Regions from separate parts of the Homo sapiens genome. Here region 2 is linked to region 1. A link is an interaction called in ENCODE POLR2A ChIA-PET data of the cell type or tissue named here. Cell type or tissue: IMR-90. All regions are shown on one strand. Links, peaks and the distances in the headings refer to the core of each region. The heading gives the core; the rest is flanking DNA.

Evidence for each region. ChIA-PET counts read pairs that join two places held together with the same protein. Peaks named below come from ENCODE experiments on the same cell type or tissue, not always from the same donor. Only the 100,000 strongest peaks of a DNase experiment are listed, where the experiment ranks them.
Region 2: POLR2A ChIA-PET joins it to region 1 with 15 read pairs; 9 of 35 experiments call an interaction of 5 or more read pairs at or near these places.

What each region holds. Positions count from the first base shown.
Region 1 is chr6:148,266,824-148,276,442 of GRCh38, forward strand. It overlaps a transcript of SASH1 not described here. Among named protein-coding and RNA genes, the nearest start is that of SASH1, 71 kb to the right of the region's middle. In IMR-90, for the core only: a CTCF peak has its summit at 7,345; DNase peaks (open chromatin) are centred at 1,138 and 5,418; H3K4me3 peaks cover 236 bases; H3K27ac peaks cover 3,677 bases.
Region 2 is chr6:148,330,904-148,340,522 of GRCh38, forward strand. It overlaps a transcript of SASH1 not described here. Among named protein-coding and RNA genes, the nearest start is that of SASH1, 7.1 kb to the right of the region's middle. RefSeq lists enhancers at 643-1,634, 3,617-4,606. In IMR-90, for the core only: no CTCF peak of the experiment used is centred there; no DNase peak of the experiment used is centred there.

The sequences.
Region 1 (9,619 bases), core at 462-8,461:
CTAGTCTTGAACTCCTAGGCTCAAGTGATCCTCCCACCTCAGCCTCCAAAGTGCTAGGATTACAAGTGTAAGCCACCATGCCTGGCCTCTTTTCTTTTCTTTTAAAGGGAGGCTGGGAAAGCCGGAGAGCTAGTAGGAGCCAGGGCACATAGAGAGTGAGGTAGTAGCATGCCTAAGGTACACCTCAGCAGTTCCAGAATTCTGCTGCGAGTGGTCCTCCATCAAACTACTTCACCTCTCTGAAGTCTAGTTCGCTTACCTGTAAAGGAAAGATAATAACCAACTCTAACCTACTTCACCAGGTTGTCAAGGATTCAAATAAGACACACATCTGTAAAAGCACTTTGTATGTCTTAATGGAAATGTTAGATATTGCTTTCACATATGTTACAGATAACTGGCTATTGTTTCAATCAAGTCAGCGGTTCTAAACTTTGGCTGCAAATTAGAAGCACCCGGAAGCTTCAAAAAATCCAAATGCCCGGGCCACACCATAAACTAAGCCAGAATCTCTTCCGTGGGACCCAGGCCCAGTACTACTTTGTGTGTGTGTGTGTGTGTGTGTGTGTGTGTGAGATGGAGTCTCACTCTATCGCCCAGGCTGGAGTGCACTGGCGAAATCTCGGCTCACTGCAAGCTCCACCTCCTGAGTTCAAGCAATTCTCCTGCCTCAGCCTCCCGAGTAGCTGGGACTACAGGTGCCCGCCACCACGCCCGGCTAATTTTTTGTATTTTTAGTAGAGACGGGGTTTCACCGTGTTAGCCAGGATGGTCTCAATCTCCTGACCTCATGATCTGCCTGTCTAGGCTTCCCAAAGTGCTGGGATTACAGACATGAGTCACCGTGCCCGGCCCCAGTGCTACTTTTGTAAAGCTCCCCAAGTGATTCCAATATCCATCCAACATTAAGAGTCAAGAAATAAAATGTTTCTTAAACCTTCCCAATGATAAGGAGCCCCAGAGTCCCACCATACCTGCAGAATCAGCCTTCGAAGGGAAGGGGGCGTGGAGTCTATTTTCAACAGGCATCCTTAGCTGACTCTTAACAGCAAGCAATTATGAGAAACAATGTGTTGAATCATAGTCTGAGAGTTGGAAGGGATGTTGTTTAAAGTCTTCACCCTTGAATCATCTCAAAACCATGTGAAACTTTATGAATCCCACGAACGAAAGGCCAATGTGTGTTAACCCACTACATGAACAATAAATAATACGACTTTTAGCTATTCCTCTGTGCTGGAATCATCACCAGCCTCTCAGTTCCGTTTAGTTCCTGAACTTTCTAGTTCAGGAAATTTTGACTGACTGAAGAGATTTGCAATGATAAGAAACTTTTCTGAATCAAACAATTTGGGATGCTAGGAAATGCACAGAAAGAATCTTTCATTTAAAAAGAAATATTCAAATATTGTGAAATAAAATAATAAGCTGAGCTTTTTGATGTCCACAAAGAGAGCTGACCTCCAGGTGGTACAGACACAACTAAATTTTTATTATTTTTCTTTCAAAAGGAAATATTGCACAGTTCTATAAAGCTTACCCTATTACTTGAAGCTCACATGGGAAAGATAGGCAGATAACATTTAATGTAAATAACATACAAACAAGCTACTATGTCGCAGAAAAGTGGAAAATATCAAGAAAAAATGTAATCAACTGCTGATATGCAAGTTGTAAAACTCTGCTCAACTCTGTGCAATTTCCCTCATCTACCATTTTGAAAGCATCAAACTGACAGAATGGTTGGTCTATCAGCTTCTGCTGAACATTCTCATGTTGTCATTGAAAAGTTAAGCTTTGTGGAATTCTGTTCCCTCTGGGGTCACATTTACCTGCATGGCCTAAGTAGTTAACCTTAAAATATTTTCTCCTTTCTATTTCTTGCACTGTTTTGAGTCCAGCCTTCATCTCAGCTTTGTTTGAGCCACAAATACTGTCAATATTCAGAGACTATATTTATTTCTAAGCTTTTTAAGAAGAAAGATAATGGAGATTGATTTTAATAAATAGATGAGTTTCAGATATTTGCATTTCCTTTATAATGGCTTCATATCGGTTACTCAGTTCTAAACTTTGTCAGATAAGGCATTGGGGAATAACAATGCTGGATCCAGTTTGAATTATGTCTTTGGAAATTATAGCCACTCGTTTCATGTAATAAGCACTTGTTTTCATGTGCATTCACCATGCCCATTTCTTAGTATCTCTTTTATCTCTTTTTATTTTTGATAAAGTGTTTTAATAGAGAATATCACTGTAGCCTACCTTTTAATAGTATGAAATAACAAGACATTATTGCCAGGTTTGTTTACATTTGGAAAAAGTCCTTATCATTAATAAGAGGTATACTATAAATGCTTGGAGTCCCATGCCCCATGGAGGAGCTAGTGCACATGATACCTTGAGCAAGAACAGAGCTATGGGCACTCCCAATTGTGTGCCCTCCCTCTCAATTGGTTTTTGTCTTTTTTAATTTTTTTTTTCTGGGATACGGTCTTCCTTTGCTGTCCAGGTTGGAGTGCGGTGGCACAAACCTCCTAGGCTCAAGCAATCCTCCCACCACCATTTCCCAAGTAGCTAAGACCACAGGCACACACCATTATGCCCAGCAAATGTTTCAAATAGTTTATAGAGACAAAGTCTCACCATGTTGCCCAGGCTCAAGCGATCCTCTCACCTCAGCCTCGCAAAGTGCTGGGATTATAGGTGTGAGCCACCACCCCCAACTAGTTTGTTTAGGGTTGTAATTTTTTATACTTTCCTGTTCTTTGTTGAGTCATTTCATTGTCAGATTGCATGTTTGATTGCATTGTTAGATTGCATGTTAGGATGCCCACCCTGATGGCCTCATTTGATTTTAATTACCTCCGTAAAGATCCTATCTTCAAATAAGGTCATATTCTGAGGTATTCAGTATATGAATCTGAGGGGTGTGGGGGGGCACAATTCAACCCTCAACAGTAGTATTATACATGATTATTTTAAAGATTGTTCCTGTATCCTCAAATCATAGCTGATAAATGAAAATAAATTCTGGAAAGAAAACCTTAATTGTGACGATGGTCTTTGGAACAGGACTTTACTGGTATTTGGCAGGTGAGTGTGTACCTCCCACAAGTGTGAAAATGATCATCTCCCAGTTAGCTGTCTCCCAGTATACAATTATTTTCTGCCGTACACCATAGACCGATATACACTGATGTTATAGATTTGGCTTCTGTGCTCCTAAGAGCCAAACTCTATAGCAAAAGCTGTATTCAACGGGGCAGAATTTCTCTTTTGGTTGCTGGGACAGCAAGAGGATGGACAGACTAAGACCTTCCTGGTATAGACAAGGAAACAGGCCAGAAACAGGGAAGAGGGTGGCAAAGGTCACAGGGCTAGTTAGTGGCAGCCCTGGAACTAGATCTTGGGTCTCCCAACTCATAAGCCGGTGCTCTTTTACCAAACCACACTATCCTCCACCCCGGGTATCCCTCACCTTACCTGCCAGCTATCAAAACCACCCACTGCTCGCTGGCAATATATGCTTTTCCTTACTGACTTTAATATTTTAAAATTTTTTTTTGTATTGAACTGATCCTAATTGCTAAATAAGTGCATTACTGATACCGATGAGCAGAATTAAAATTGGGGAGTTATGCCTTTGGTGATTGTTTCCCTAAAAACCTGTCAACCCCCCAACCAAAAAAAGCTAGGCATCTAATTTACATAAGGTAGTGGGTTTCTTGACCCTTCAGATCCAATTTTTTGGCTAAAACTTGCTTTATCAGCCAGAATTGTAGATATATACTCCAAAGTGGAAAAAAAAATTTGTCTGAGATGTCAAACTAGTGGCAGTTAGTGATTACTTTTGAAAACAAAAAAACAAAAAGGCTCTTACCTTCTGTTTTACCAGTTCTTGGTTAATACACCATCACTGATATTAGAGGTTTGGATTTTAGATATCTTCAACCTAATTCAGCCACTTTACAAATAAGGAAATGGTAGCCTGGGCAATGGCATGTCCAAGGCCACTCAGTTAAAGAGAAATCTAGGGACAGGTCTTTGTCTCTGGGTCTCTGGACATCTCATCCACAACTTTTTTTTTTTTTTTTTTTTTTGAGACAGAGTCTCGCTCTTGTCGCCCACGCTGGAGTGCAGCGGCACGATCTTGGCTCACTGCAACCTCCGCCTCTTGGGTTCAAGTGATTCTCCTGTCTCAGCCTCCCAAGTAGCTGGGATTACAGGCGCCCGCCACCATGTCCGGCTAATTTTTGTACTTTTATTAGAGACAGGGTTTCACCATGTTGGTCAGGCTGGTCTCGAACTCCTGACCTCAGGTGATCCACCTGCCTTGGCTTCCCAAAGTGCTGGGATTACAGGTGTGAGCCACCGCGCCCAGCTCATCCACAACTCCTAATACCACTGCTACTGCTGCCTAATGGTTATGTTAGCACATTCCTAAGCTACAGGAAGTTTATTTTTCCCCATGAAGATAGGAGAAATACTAACCCTAATGTTCCTTAGTGACTTGATGCTTTACCATGTAGCTCTGTTATGTCACACTCACAATATTAATTTTAAAGAATAGACTGTTTTCCAAATATATGTATTTAATGTGACTATCTTCTGACTATTCACTGATGTTACCAACACCTAAACTTACTTGTGTAGGGAAGTGCCATGCACATTAACTTTTAATATTTTTTAAGACTGTATAAAACTTTTGTTTTATTTTATTAAAAGGGAAATGTTTCTATGTTTCCTTTAGATGTCTTCAAAATTCATGTTTTTGTAACTTCTTTTCAGGGTTATTAAATCAGGTTAAACTAGATTAAGCCCCAGCGAAGGTGTTTCAGAGTTTGAAGCCTGGCATATCAGCCAACTCTACAAAGTGGTCTCAGAACAGAGGACATTCTGAGATGTACAGTCCATTGATGAACACTAATCCTAGAACATTAAACTTACCGTGTTAAATGGATTTCTGGAAGTTTCTCTGTGGAAGTCTTGGAATAGTCCTCCCTTCCTTTTCTTGAGCCAAGAAAACTCTGAACCAGAACAATTCGATTTCAATTTGTGGAAAAACTATATTCAATGAGCCAAACACCGTGCTGAGAGTTTTGTAGGGGGCGGGAGAAAGGGGCATTTGGATCACTGTTGTATGTTAGTTACTAAAATATCTGGATTTCTATTTAAATGTTCTGAGATACATTTTCAAGCTTTGTTTCTGAGGGGTATTTGCAAGCTTCATTTTAAAGTCCGAGAACCCGAAGAATGAAACTCGCTTTTGTGTCATAGTTATTGTGTTATATGTTAAGCATTTGGAAGGGACCCCAGTGAGGCCTCAGGAAGCAGTTACTGCCTCTCTTATCGTCCTGAAGGCGATTTGTTTTAAAGTTGATAATCCCTAGGGCTGTGAGAGTGTCCCACATCTGCCCTGAATTGAAAACAGATTCCCATTTAGAGCCTTACATCAGTGCTGCAGATTCATGCGATCTGAGTCAGAGAGGAAGTCAGAGACCATTTGAACGTATGGCCAGCAGCTCACTTCATGGAGGAACAAGATTGCAGGGTATGTAGGCTGTCTGTTTTCAAATTTTAAGACTGTTTTTGGTGCCTTCTGACATTTAGACTGATATATTCAGGAAAGGACTATTGTGGGAAACAGGTATAAAGTAACTGTCAGTATCTAGGGATTTTCAGTGCTACTGATGAATTCATCAAAATTCCGAGGGCGCTAGGCAGTGACTGCTTCGGAATTCCTTCACCGGGCTTTGCCATTTTTGTGACTTACCATTCATTATATAAGATATATTTATATAATTATGTAGATATTTATTTTCCCCCAAGACTCTAAAAAAGGTTTTGTAAGCCAAGAAAAGTTTTTCCTGTTAAAGACCAGAGCTTTTCCAGCCTCTACTTATCTATGAAAACTTTTTTAAAGATTTGCACACACGCTAAGAATGAAGGATGTAACGATGTATTTCATGTTGCAACCCCCAGGGGATCGGGACCATCCGATTAACCATTTAGTATCTCATATTTTACTGAAGGAGTTTTCTTCTCAGGTTGCTGAACAACTTTGTTTCCGTCTTCGTCTTCTCTGTGGAAATCGTATTCTACAGATTGTGAAGGTCTTTTCTTTTTTAATTAAAAAAGGGGTTTATATTTGGGCTGAACATGGGGGCTCATGCCTATAATCCCAGAACTTTGAGAGGCCGGGGCGGGAAGGTTCCTTGAGCCCAGGAATTGGAGACCAGCCTGGGCAACATGGCGAAACACTGTCTCTACAAAAATTACAAAAATTAGCTGGGCATGGTGGCATGCAACTGTAGTCTCAGCTACTTGGGAGGCTGAGGCAGGAGGATCTCTTGAGCCCAGGATTTCTGGGCTGCAGTAAACTATGATCACACCACTGCACTCTAGCCTTGGTGACAGAGTGAGATCTTGTCTCTTCTTTTCTTCTTCTTTTTTAAATTTTTCTTTCTTTCTTTTTTTTTTTTTTTGAGACAGAGTCTCCCTCTGTCATCCAGGCTGGAGTGCTGTGGTGTAATGTCAGCTCGCTGCAACCTCTGCCTCCTGGGTTCAAGCAATTCTCCTGCCTTGGCCTCCTGAGTAGCTGGGATTACAGGCACCTACCCCCATGCCCGGCTAATTTTTGTATTTTTCATGGAGACAGGGTTTCACCATGTTGACCAGGCTGGTCTTGAACTCCTGACCCCAGGTGATCCACCTGCCTCAGCCTCCCAAAGTGCTGGGATTACAGGCATGAGCCACCACACCCAGCCTGACCCTGTCTCTTAAGAAAAAAAAAAAATAGATTTGTTCATGAAAAATAATTAAAGAGTACAGAGGTCATGAGGTAGAGTCTGAGAGCCCAACCACTCAATGCATGGGTGCTGACCCCTGCCTGGCCTGAGGGCCTCTCCTGCCCCTTCTCTGCTTCTGGCCTGGGCTTTGGCAAGTTGAGGCCTCTCAGGTGGGCTTCTGGAAGGCTGCTTTGCTCACTACTGTCTCTGAGGAGCTGAGAACAGTGCCTGGTACTGTCGGTGCCCAGTCAATACTTGTTGAATGAAAGTAGAATTAGAGAAGGGAACTCTAGAAGAAATTAGAATTAGAGAAGGGAACTCTAGAAGAAATGTCAGTTTGGGCATTTAACCTAGTGAGGCTTTGCTTGGGCAAATTTCTCCTTGCCATCTTGGTAGGATTGCAACCAGAAGGAGAGACTGGGTCATTGAGAGAAAAGTGCTAGACTGCCAGTCAAAGCAACTATGTATGAAACATAGAATTCCACGGTCATGGGATGAACAAAGCAAAAAATGTCTGAAATATGAGTTGTGAGAGGTAACAGTCATGCCCTAGAGGGTGCTCAGGAGTCCAAGGGAGGCTGGTAAATGGGAGAAAGTGAACAGACATGGCTGGCAGGTTCTCCTTTCAACTTGGGGCAGATGGACTCATCAAAAATCTTCCAACAGAACAAAGCCTCCTCTTGTTACATGCGCTTTCCCTGGTTTCAGAAACAATACGTTCAGAGCAGCCTAGTTGGCAGGTAATGTTTTCAGTCCAAATGCCAAAACTCTGGTCCCTCTTGACTGGTTGCCCGCAGTTCTTTAAAGAGGGAAGGTTTTTTCAGGTGCCAAAATTTGACTGCAAACTCTGTCATGGGACTATGCCCTCTTAATCCCAGCAAGACAGAGGCTTTCTTTTAGAAAAGGAAGCAAGCACATTTGGGTTTTTGTGCTGAGGATGCAAAAAGATGTATTGATCAACTCAGACAGAAAGGGGAATTATCAGCCTTAGGAATATCGTTCCTGTCCTAAAGAGACAAGTGAATGAGCCTTGAAATCTATAGAGACAGTTCCAGTTCAGACAAGCTTCCTTTGTGGGAGATGATTGTGTATATGTCTTATTTTAACTAACCTAATTAATCTACCTGATTAATTTATCAACCTCAGAAGTTTGGGGAGAAAATAAAATCAGTGTGGCAGAGACTTCCACAGTGATACCTGGATTATAAATTTACTGTTACCTCAAAGAAAATCCAGATCCAAAATCTCTCTGCCTCTTTTCCAGTAACAAACCCAGCACATCTTCATTTAGGGCAATATCCTCTTGCCCTGCCCCTCCTCTAATTTACAGCCCCATATTTGGACACCAGGGATTCAATGACCTACCACCAAGGCACCAATGGGTGGTGCCACCATGCCAATTCACAGAACTCGTGGCTCTTCAGAAGTTTTGTAAGCCATTGTTTAGAATTCAGAACACATTATCACCCAGAAACAAGGTTAGGCTCCAGCTCTACTCCTGAATGCAAATTTATCCTAAAATACAGAGAATCTGCTACAAGCATCTGGAAAGGGGAAGAAAGAACTTGCGTCATATTGTTTAATGGCATTGGAGAATATATTTTACAATGAATGGTAATAATGTTCTCAAGAGCATTTTTAATATCCTTGAGAATTCATTCTTGGCCCTGGACATCATTTGTTTCTTGGTCTGGACCCTAACCACCTATTCTAGGTGCTTTGTCTCCTGCTGCTTCCTTGAATGGTACCCTAGGCTGAAGTCCAAGAAAATTATTTGTATGTACTTTTCCACTTGTGGTTTCTTTTGCCTAGACTGTCTTATTCCTCTTCTAATTCCTGGCAAACTCTCGATCAGCTCAAACATTCACACAGTTAATACTCTTCTGTGATGCCCCAGTCAAACTTCCACCTCTCTACTCCCTTGGCCACAAACCCCTCTAAGAAAATTTTGCAGACAGCTTCAAGTGGTTCCTCCATTGACCTTCCAAAATTCCAAGGACCCCAGTTCAAAACTCTGCCTAGGAAATATTAGAAATTCCCCTCCCTAGCTCGCTTGCATTTCCATAAGATCTTAAAAGTACCGCTATGTATTTACATTAATCACATTATATTGCAATTATTTTGGGGCGTGTGGTCTCACTCTGTCACCCAAGCTGGAATGCAGTGGCATGATCATGGCCCATGGCAGCCTTGAACTCCTAGGCTAAAGCAATCCTCCTGCCATAGCCTCCCACGTAGCAGGGACTATAGGCATGCATGATCACACCCAGCTGATTTTTTATTATTTGTAGAGACAGGGTTTCACCATGTTGCCCAGGCTTATCTTAAACTCCTGGTCTTAAGCAATCCTCCTGCCTCAGCCTCCCAAAGTGTTGGGATTTCAGGCATGAGCCACTGTGCCTAGCCTACTTCTACTTTTTTGTGTGGGAGGAATTATGAGTAGTGGGAAGAGACTGGAGCTTAGAGTTAGAGAGTATAGGCACCAACACTGGCTCTCTGATTTCCAGTTGTGTGGTCTTGGATAAGTTAATTCTCTCTCCATTTTTGCTTTTCTTCATTTGTAAGATGAGAGTAATACCTGCCTGTAAGGAGTTGTTGTAAGGATTAAATAATAATCCGTGTAAAAGCCCTAGCCTAGTGCTTAAGCCATACAAAGTGAAAGATAAATGTTAATAAAATATGATTCTAAATTTGAAATGGTGGACATAGAACTCTGAAGCCAGAAGGAACTTGCGTCTCTTCTGTCCAGCCTTGGACTCTCTCCTTTTGTGACTCACCCCCTTCAGTTTGAGGCAGCATGTCAGTAGGCTAGCATTACCTTTTTACAG
Region 2 (9,619 bases), core at 1,028-9,027, 65 kb after region 1:
TCTCCTAAGCAAAAAAGAGAAATAGCAGGAAGTGTGATTCTAAAGATCATTTCCCTCAGTGTTTCCTTTTTTTCTTCTCCTAAGTGTCGGGTGGCTTTCATATAATCTTACGGTTCTCTGTAGGAGAGGCTGTTCTCATCTTAATTCAGAAGTAACTCAATGGTGAGTTGAAGTCTCTTGGTTCCTGCCTTAAACAGTATGGGATGCAATTCACATAGCCCACTTTTTTGATCCTCATGGGCATCTGTATAGATCTTGCCAGAAATTTGCTTCTTGTCTATAATGTGTTACCAAATTTTTCCGAATCTTCATAGTTCAGAATTACAAGTGGCTTTAGAAATCTAGTCTGAACCCGCTGTGTATAATAAAATAAATACCTGTTGTGATATTATTGATGGAATAATTCCCAGGCAGAACTTGTGTTTTTGTTTGTTTGTTTGTTTGAGACTGGAGTCTCACTCTGTCACCCAGGCTGGGGTGCAATGGCACGGTCTTGGCTCACTGCAACCTCTGCCTCCCGGGTTCAAGTGATTCTCCTGCCTCAGCCTCCCAAGTGGCTGGGATTACAGGTTCCTGCTACCATGCCCCGCTAAGTTTTTGTATTTTCAGTAGAGACAGGGTTTCATCATGTTGGCCAGGCTGGTCTCTAACTCCTGACCTCGTGATCCGCCCACCTCAGCCTCCCAAAGTGCTAGGATTACAGGTGTCAGCCACCGCACCCAGCCAGAACTTGGTCTTTACACAGCATCAACACAGATGAAAACCTAACTGGCTATTGCCTATCAGAGTAGAATAAAACATTTCAGAGAAAAATTTTCTGCTTTGTGACCCAACTTGAACTGCAGTGGTACAATCATGGCTCATTGCAGCCTTGACCTCTCAGGCTCAGGTGATCCTCCCACCTCAGCCTCCCCAGTAGCTAGGACTACAGGGACATGCTATAGTGCCTGGTTAATTTTTTGTAGAGACGGGACCTCACTTTGTTGCCCAGGCTGGTCTGGAACTCCCAGGCTCAAGTGATCCTTCTGCCTCAGCCTCCCAAAGTGCTGGGATTACAGGTGTGTTCCCCCCTGCCCTACCCAGCCCAGAGAAAAGGATTTACATCCCTGCAGCCTCACTTTGTTTATTTCCCTTCTCTCCCTAGCCTGTTCTGCTGTCTGCACTTTGTTTTAATTTCTCTTTAGTTTGCTCTTAGCTCTTCTCCCACTTCTTTCACCAAACACTCCCTGATGAAGGGCTTTTTAACAGGTAATGCTTTAGCATGGGTTTGGCTCACCTGTAAGGCATTTGTGGGGGAAAAAAAAAATGGTGTGGATTTGTGATGGGGAAAATGTTTTAACCTATCAGTCTTTCCTTGAAGTCAGTTCCCCCAAGGCATTGTGGAATGCCCCATGTAGGAGTGCCAGAAAGGATTGCTGACTGTAGGCAAAAATTAAATGAGCTTATATACTTTCATTGCTCAATTTCAGCAGCAGGAACTATGGTAAAAAATAAATTGGACTATTTATAATCTTTCAGATTTAATCTCTGCTATAAGCAGAAAATGTGTTGTTGTCGTCTGTAACAAATAACAAGTATTTAAATGAATCTGTGTTCCTAAAACATATGCTATTCTAAGGGAGAATGCATTTTAATTTCAATATTTAATCGTCTGCCCTTTAAAACCAAGTATCTCAAATCCAACAGAGCTTTAAAAAAAAAAAAGGATACAACCAAATATCTCCAAATACCTGATTTCTTCATTCACTTGTCTCATGGTAAGTTAGTTATTTTGCCAGTGAGTTTTTAAAAATAATCTACTGGCCGGGTGCGGTGGCTCATGCATGTAATTCCAGCGCTTTGGGAGGCTGAGGCGGGCGGATCACCGAGGTCAGGAGTTCGAGACCAGCCAGACCAACATGGTAAAACCCCATCTCTACTAAAAATACAAAAAATTAGCTGGGCTTGGTGGCGTGCACCTGTAATCCCAACTACTTAAGACACTGAGGCAGGAGAATCCCTTGAACCCGGGAGGTGGAGGTTGCAGTGAGCCGAGATTGTGGCACTGCACTCCAGGCTAGGCAACAGAGCGAGACTCCTTCTCAAAAAATACATGAAGAAATAAAAATAAAAACAATCTGCTGGTATAGATTTTTTAATACACTGTATTCTATTTTAAAACTTCACATTTCCTCAGCTCCTCTTCCTTACTCTGACATACCTATAGTCTGCAGGGGCTTTCAAATTTGAGCACTAGTCACTATCCTCTGGGGAACTTGTTAAAAAACAGATTGCTTGCTTTAGCCCAAGGAGTTCGAGACCAGCCTGGGCAACATAGGGAGACTCTGTGTCTACAAAAAATAATAATAATAATAATAAAATTAGCCAGGCATGGTGGTGCATGCCTGTAGTTCCAGCTACTTGGGAGCCTAAGGTGGGAGGATCCCTTGAGCCCAGGTGTTCAAGCCACTGCACTCCAGACTGGGTGACAGAGGGAGACCCTTTCTGAAACAAACAAAAAATCAAAAAACAAATTGGTGGTACCACTCCCAGAGTGACTCAGTAGAAGGCTTGAGGTGGGGCCGGGAAATTTGCATTTGTAACAAATTCCTTGGTGATGCTAATGATTGAGTTGTGGGCATGTACTTTGAGAAGCACTGCTCTAGATAAAATATCGTTGTCGCTGTTGTTGTTGTTGAGATGGAGTCTTACTCTGTCGCCCAGGCTGGAGTGCAATGGCGCGATCTCGGCTCACCACAACCTCTGCCTGCCGGGTTTAAGCGATTCTCCTGCCTCAGCCTCCTGAGTAGCTGGGATTACAGGCATGCGCCACCACACCTGACTAATTTTGTATTTTTAGTAGAGATGGGGTTTCTCCATGTTGGTCAGGCTGGTCTCAAATTCCCGACCTCAGGTGATCTGCCACTGCGCCCAGCTAGATAAAATATCCTTCTTTTTTAGACACAGTCACGCTGTGTCGCCCAGGCTGGACTGCAGTGGCGTGATCTCAGCTCACTGCAAGCTCTGCCTCTTGGGTTCAAGCAATTCTCCTGCCTCAACCTCTCAAGTAGCTGGGACTATAGGAGCCCACCACCACGACTGGCTAATTTTTTGTATTTTTAGTAGAGACGGGGGTTCACCGTGTTAGCCAGGATGGTCTCGATCTGCTGACCTCGTGATCCGCCTGCCTCGGCCTCCCAAAGTGCTGGGATTACAGGTGTGAGCCATCTGCAATAAAATATTTTAAGAGATAATAGCAGGCCGGGCGCGGCTGGCTCACGCTTGTAATCCCAGCACTTTGGGAGGCCGAGGCGGGTGGATCACGAGGTCAGGAGATCGAGACCATCCTGGCTAACACGGTGAAACCCTGTCTCTACTAAAAATACAAAAAAAAAATTAGCCGGGCGTGATGGCGGGCGCCTGTAGTCCCAGCTACTCGGGAGGCTGAGGCAGGAGAATGGCGTGAACCCGGGAGGCGGAGCTTGCAGTGAGCCGAGATTGCGCCACTGCACTCCCGCCTGGGCCACAGAGCGAGACTCCGTCTCAAAAAAAAAAAAAAAAAAAAAGAGATAATAGCAGTGTGGTCTCCAGTGATGGTAATGGAGGTGAAGGGAAGTGGATGACTTTGGCCTAATTTAAGAATTCGAGGCCGGGTGCAGTGGCTCACACCTGTAATCGCAGCACTTTGGGAGGCCGAGGCAGGCGGATCACCTGAGGTCAGGACTTCGAGACCAGCCTGGCCAACATGGTGAAACCCCATCTCTACTAAAAATACAAAAATTAGCCAGGTGTGGTGGCACGCGCGTGTAATCCTAGCTACTGGGGAGGCTGAGGCAGGAGAATCACTTGAACCCAGGAAGCAGAGGTTGCAGTGAGCCGAGATCGCACCACTGCACTCCAGCCTGGGCAACAGAGCAACACTCCATCTCAGGGAAAAAAAAATTAGCCAGGTATGGTAGCGGGAACCTGTAATTCCAGCTACTCGGGAGGCTGAGGTAGGGAGAATCACTTGAACCCGGGAGGCAGAGTTGCAGTGAGCCGAGATCACACCACTGCACTCCAGCCTGGGCAACAGAGTGAGACTCCATCTCAAAAAAAAAAAAAAAAGAAAAGAAAAGAAAAAAAGAATTTGAGGCCGGGCGTGGTGGCTCACACTTGTAATCCCAGCACTATGGGAGGCCGAGGCAGGTGGATCACCTGAGGTCGGGAGTTTGAGACCAGCCTGGCCAACATGGTGAAACCCTGTCTGTACTAAAAATACAAACATTAGCCAGGTGTGGTGGCATGTGCCTGTAATCCTAGCTACTTGCGAGGCTGAGGCAGGAGAATCATTTGAACCCGGGAAGCAGAGGTTGCAGTGAGCTGAGATCGCACCACTGCACTCCAGCTTGGGCAACAGAGCCAGACTCTGTCTCAGGAAAAAAAAAAAAAAATTAGCCGGGCATGGTAGGGGTCACCTGTAATTCCTGCTACTCAGGAGGCTGAGGCAGGGGAATTGCTTGAACCCGGGAGGTGGAGGTTGCAGTGAGCCGAGATCGCGCCATTGCACTCCAGCCTGGGCAACAGCGTGAGACTCTGTCTCAAAAAAAAAAAAAAAAAAAAAGAATTCAAATCAGCAGGGCTTATCTGTGGTTTGGATCACAGAGATGGTGAGGGAAGGGAAGGATGAAGTTGGTAGTTTGAATAAATGAATGGATATATCCGAAAACTGAAGCAAGAAAGGAGCAGGGAGGGAGGGTTGGATCATGGTAGGAAATCATAAATTCCATTTGAGGAATGTGAAAGTTTCACTGAAATACATCTGAACCTCAGCTCAATGCCTGGCAGAGAGTAGGTTTTCCATAAATGATGACAGCGATGGTTACTGCTGCTGTTAATACCTTTACTATGAAAACTGAAGCATCCTAATCACCCCGCCCCACCCGAGGTAAACTCCCAGCTCCATTACTCAGCAACGGCATTCCAGAGCTAGAGTTGACTCCTCTTCATGATCACAGAGACGTAGGTATGAACAAGGAAATTTCCTATTTATAGATACAGCCTCATTGGATGAGTGGTAGGGGAAGGAAAAACAAAAAGAGGGTAAAAAGAGAAAGGTTATAATGATGAATTATAATTTATCAAGGTGCCTGTGTCATCACAGATAACCTCACAACTGTATCAAATAAGTGGAATTTTCCCATTTCACAGATAAGATAAACAACTGGCCCAATATAGGAACTTGAGTAAAAATGGAAAACCTAGCTTTGTCTTGACCTCATTACATTTGTGCTTTCTATTATGAAACTGCATCCTTTTTTTTTTTTTTTTTTTTTTTTTGAGACAGAGTCTCACCCAGGCTGGAGTGCAGTGGCAAGATCTCGGCTCACTGCGAGCTCTACCTACCTGGTTCAAGAGATTCTCCTGCCTCAGCCTCCCGAGTAGCTGGGATTACAGGTGCCTGCCTCCACGCCCATTAAATTTTTTTGTATTTTTAGTAGAAACGGGGTTTTACCATGTTGGCCAGGCTGGTCTCAAACTCCCGACCTCAGGTGATCCGCCCGCCTCAGCCTCCCAAAGTGCTGGGATTACAGGCGTGAGCCACCATGCCCGGCCCTGAAACTGTATCTTTACTGCTGCTAAAGAGGTAAATGGGGGCACAATAAACATTTTAATAGAGTTTATTTGAGCAAACAACATTTCATGGACTTGACAGCTCTAAACCAGAAGTGGTTCAGGAACTCCACCAAGGGAATCTATGGGGAGGCCTTTATAAGACAGAAACAGAGGTAAAGCAAAGCAAACATTTGATTGGATATAATTACACAATTGCCTTATTTGATTGATCTCCTATGAAAGTTCCTAATTATGAAAGTTTGTTGGCTACCTCTGATTGGTTGAGCTTAAGTTCTGTTTTTCTGTAATACAGGCATTTGTAAGAGTTAGCTCAAGTTAAGTTTTCCTTAGGTTTGCAAATCAAGAAAGGTTGAGTTCACTAAGTGGTTTTGTCTTCGCAGGGATTCTGCAGGCCTGATCTCTATTTTACCTTACTTTAACCCTGCCCAGCGGAAAACTAATTACATTTCGTATGTTGACATAATGACCTAAATAGGCTGTACCTATACTCTAAATACCCCACAACTTGTAGACTAATGGCTTTTAAACTTTTGTAATTCTGGCCCACAGTTAAGAACAAGTTTTTGTTTTGTTTTGTTTGGGACAGAGTCTCGCTCTGTTGCCAGGCTGCAGTGCAATGGTGCAATCTCGGCTCACTGCAACCTCCGCCTCTCGGGCTAAAGTGATCCTCCAGCCTCAGCCTCCCATAGCTGGGACCACAGGTGCCCACCACTACATCCAGCTAATTTTTTTTTTTTTTTTTTGAGATGGAGTCTCGTTCTGTCACCCAGGCTGCAGTGCAATGACGCAATCTCGGCTCACTGCAAGCTCCGCCTCCCAGGTTCATGCCATTCTCCTGCTTCAGCCTCCCAAATAGCTGGGACTACAGGCGCCCGCCACCACGCCTGGCAAATTTTTTTGTATTTTTAGTAGAGATGGGGTTTCACCACGTTAGCCAGGATGGTCTCGATCTCCTGACCTCGTGATCCGCCCACCTCGGCCTCCCAAAGTGGTGGGATTACAGGCGTGAGCCACCATGCCTGGCCCTTAATTTCTGTATTTTTTATAGAGACGAGGTTTCACCATGTTGGCCAGACTGGTCTTGAACTCCTGAGCTCAGGTGATCCGCCTGCCTGGGCCTCTCAAAGTGCCGGGATTACAGACGTGAGCCACTGTGCCTGGCCCTAAGAACAAGTTTTTACAAAGCAAGCCAGTGTAAACATTTATCTGTACATACGTGTGTATATGTATATATGTGTTGTACACTTATCTGTGCAACAATATGATGGAGACTAATTTCCAATAAATAACAGAGATTGCTAAATTATCAACATTCTTAATGAATGCATTATGGTGATAGTTTTCACTCATTTGTGACAACAAATGTTTATTATGAGCCACAGAATTGATTCTGTAATCAACTTTTGCATCTCTACTAGAAGTCTAGAAAAATCTTCTACGTCACTTTCCTTGGAATTCACTCACCCACAGAAGGACGATTTCAATGAGTTGGATGAGATTCCTGATGGTAAGAGAAAAAGGGGAGTAGGATTCCGGTATACCCATCTTCAATGGAATATCTACACTTCCCTGCCTTGAAGAACTTTGTGGGAATCAAATGGAGTATGATACAGATGAAAAGACTTTTAAAATAATCAGTTTGGGTCTGGTGCAGTGGCTCACGCCTGTAATCCCACCACTTTGGGAGGCCAAGGTGGGCGGATCACTCGAACTCGGTCAGGAGTTCGAGACCAGCCTGGCCAACATGGTGAAATCCCGTCTCTACTAAAAATACAAAAATTAGCCTGGCATGGTGGCACGTGCCTGTAATCCTAGCTACTGGGGAGACTGAGGCACAAGAATCACTTGAACCCAGGAGACAGAGGTTACAGTGAGCCAAGATCACGCCACTGCACTACATCCTGGGCAACAGAGTGAGACTCCATCTCAAAAAAAAAAAAAAAGATGATAATATAAATCAGTTTGTTCTTACTTTGATTCTGCCCCATGTAGCTGTGTTCACTTGGACTTATCATTCAAGTTCTCTGGAGCCTACTTCCTCATCTGTAAAATGAAGGATTTGACCTAGATCTTTTTCGAGGCCCTTTTCCATTTCCATGAGGTAGAATTCTAATATAAAACGTTCTTGGTAAATGATATCCTATATGACTCTGAAGTTGTGATGATGATGATGATGGTGATTTCTTTATAAGGAAAGGACAACTTTGTTAAAAAGCCCCTGAAGGGCCAGGAGCCTTGGCTCATCTCTGTAATCCCAGCACTTTGGGAGGCCGAGGCAGGTGGATCACCTGAGGTCAGGAGTTTGAGGCCAGCCTGGCCAACATGGTGAAACCCCATTTCTACTAAAAATCCAAAAATTAGCCGGGCGTGGTGGCAGGCTCCTGTAGTCCCAGCTACTTGGGAGGATGAGGCAGGAGAATTGCTTGAACCCAGGAGGGGGAGATTGCAGTGAGCCGAAATCGGGCCACTGCACTCCAGCCTGGGCAATGAGCGAGACTCTGTCTTTAAAAAAAAAAAAAAAAAAAAGAGAGAGAGAGATAAAAAGCCCCTGAAGGAAATTTTAGAAGAAAGGAGTGACAAGTGACATTAACTAAGAGAGAAAAGAGTCGTCAATCTTGGGAGTGGTAATCAGATCATGTTGAGTTAACACATGGAAATTGATAAGTAGAAAGTAGCTGGGACTACAGGCCACATGCTGCCATGCCCAGCTAATTTTTGTATTTCTAGTAGAGACGAGGTTTCACCATGTTGGCCAGGATGGTCTCAAACTGCTGACCTCAGATGATCCTTCTGCCTCGGCCTCCCAAAGTGCTGGGATTACAGGAATGAGTAACCATGCCTGGCCTCAAATTTCACATTCTATGTATAGGCATCAACATTTCTCCCAAAACATTATCTCATTTCCCTATCCATTGATTAAGAAGCACCAGGAAAAACAGCTTAAATATCTAGAATAGGTTGATTTCTATAAGTGCCAAAATGCTGGCTAAGGTTTAATTATATGTGTGTGTATATATATAGATATATAATTATAAATATAGATATCTATATAAATATCTATATAGATGTATTTTTTGAGATGGAGTCTCGCTCTGTCGTCCAGGCTGAGTGCAGTGGCTCACTGCAACCTCCACTTCCCAGGTTTAAGCGATTCTCCTGTCTCAGCCTCCCAAGTAGCTGGGACTACAGGTGTGTGCCACCATGCCTGGCTAAGTTTTATATTTTTAGTAGAGATGGGGTTTTGTCATGTTGGCCAGGCTGGTCTCGAACTCCTGGCCTCAAGTGATGTGCCTGCCTCAGTCTCCCAAAGTGCTGAGATTACAGGCATGAGCCACCATGCCCGGCCCGTTTAATTACACTGATGCGGGTATGTGTTGTCACTAAACTGTACGTGTCTTTAGATGACCCTGAAACATACTATAACCTGTGAAGAAGCAGGTGGCCATTAGTATGGCCTTGCCTCATCTTGGATGGGGAAACTAGCACCAGGTCAAATGCTTTGCCCCAGGTCATCTGATGAGTCAAGAAGAAAATGATTCTGGATTGGTGCTGGAGAGTCAGGCTTCATCCTAACCCCAGCCCCAACTGCCCGGCTTGCCTGGCTCCTTGCTGAGTTATTTGCTGGAAAGTGTTTATGTAGAGAACAGGCTGCCCCTTGGAAGCAGCACAGTCCTCTGCATCTTCTTAAATTTAAGAAAGTACCAGGCCAGGCACGGTGGCTCATGCCTGTAATCCCAGCACTTTGGGAGGCTGAGGCGGGTGGATCATGAGGTCAGGAGTTCGAGACCAGCCTGACCAATATGGTGAAACCCCGTCTCTACTAAAAATACAAAAATTAGCCAGGCGTGGTGGTGCATGCCTGTAATCCCAGCTACTCAGGAGGCTGATGCAGGAGAATCGCTTGAACCTGGGAGGCAGAGGTTGCAGTGAACCAAGATGGTGCCACTGCACTCCAGCCTGGGCGACAGGGTGACAGAGCAAGACTCTGTCTCAAAAAAAAAAAAAAAAGTATCACGTGGTGAAT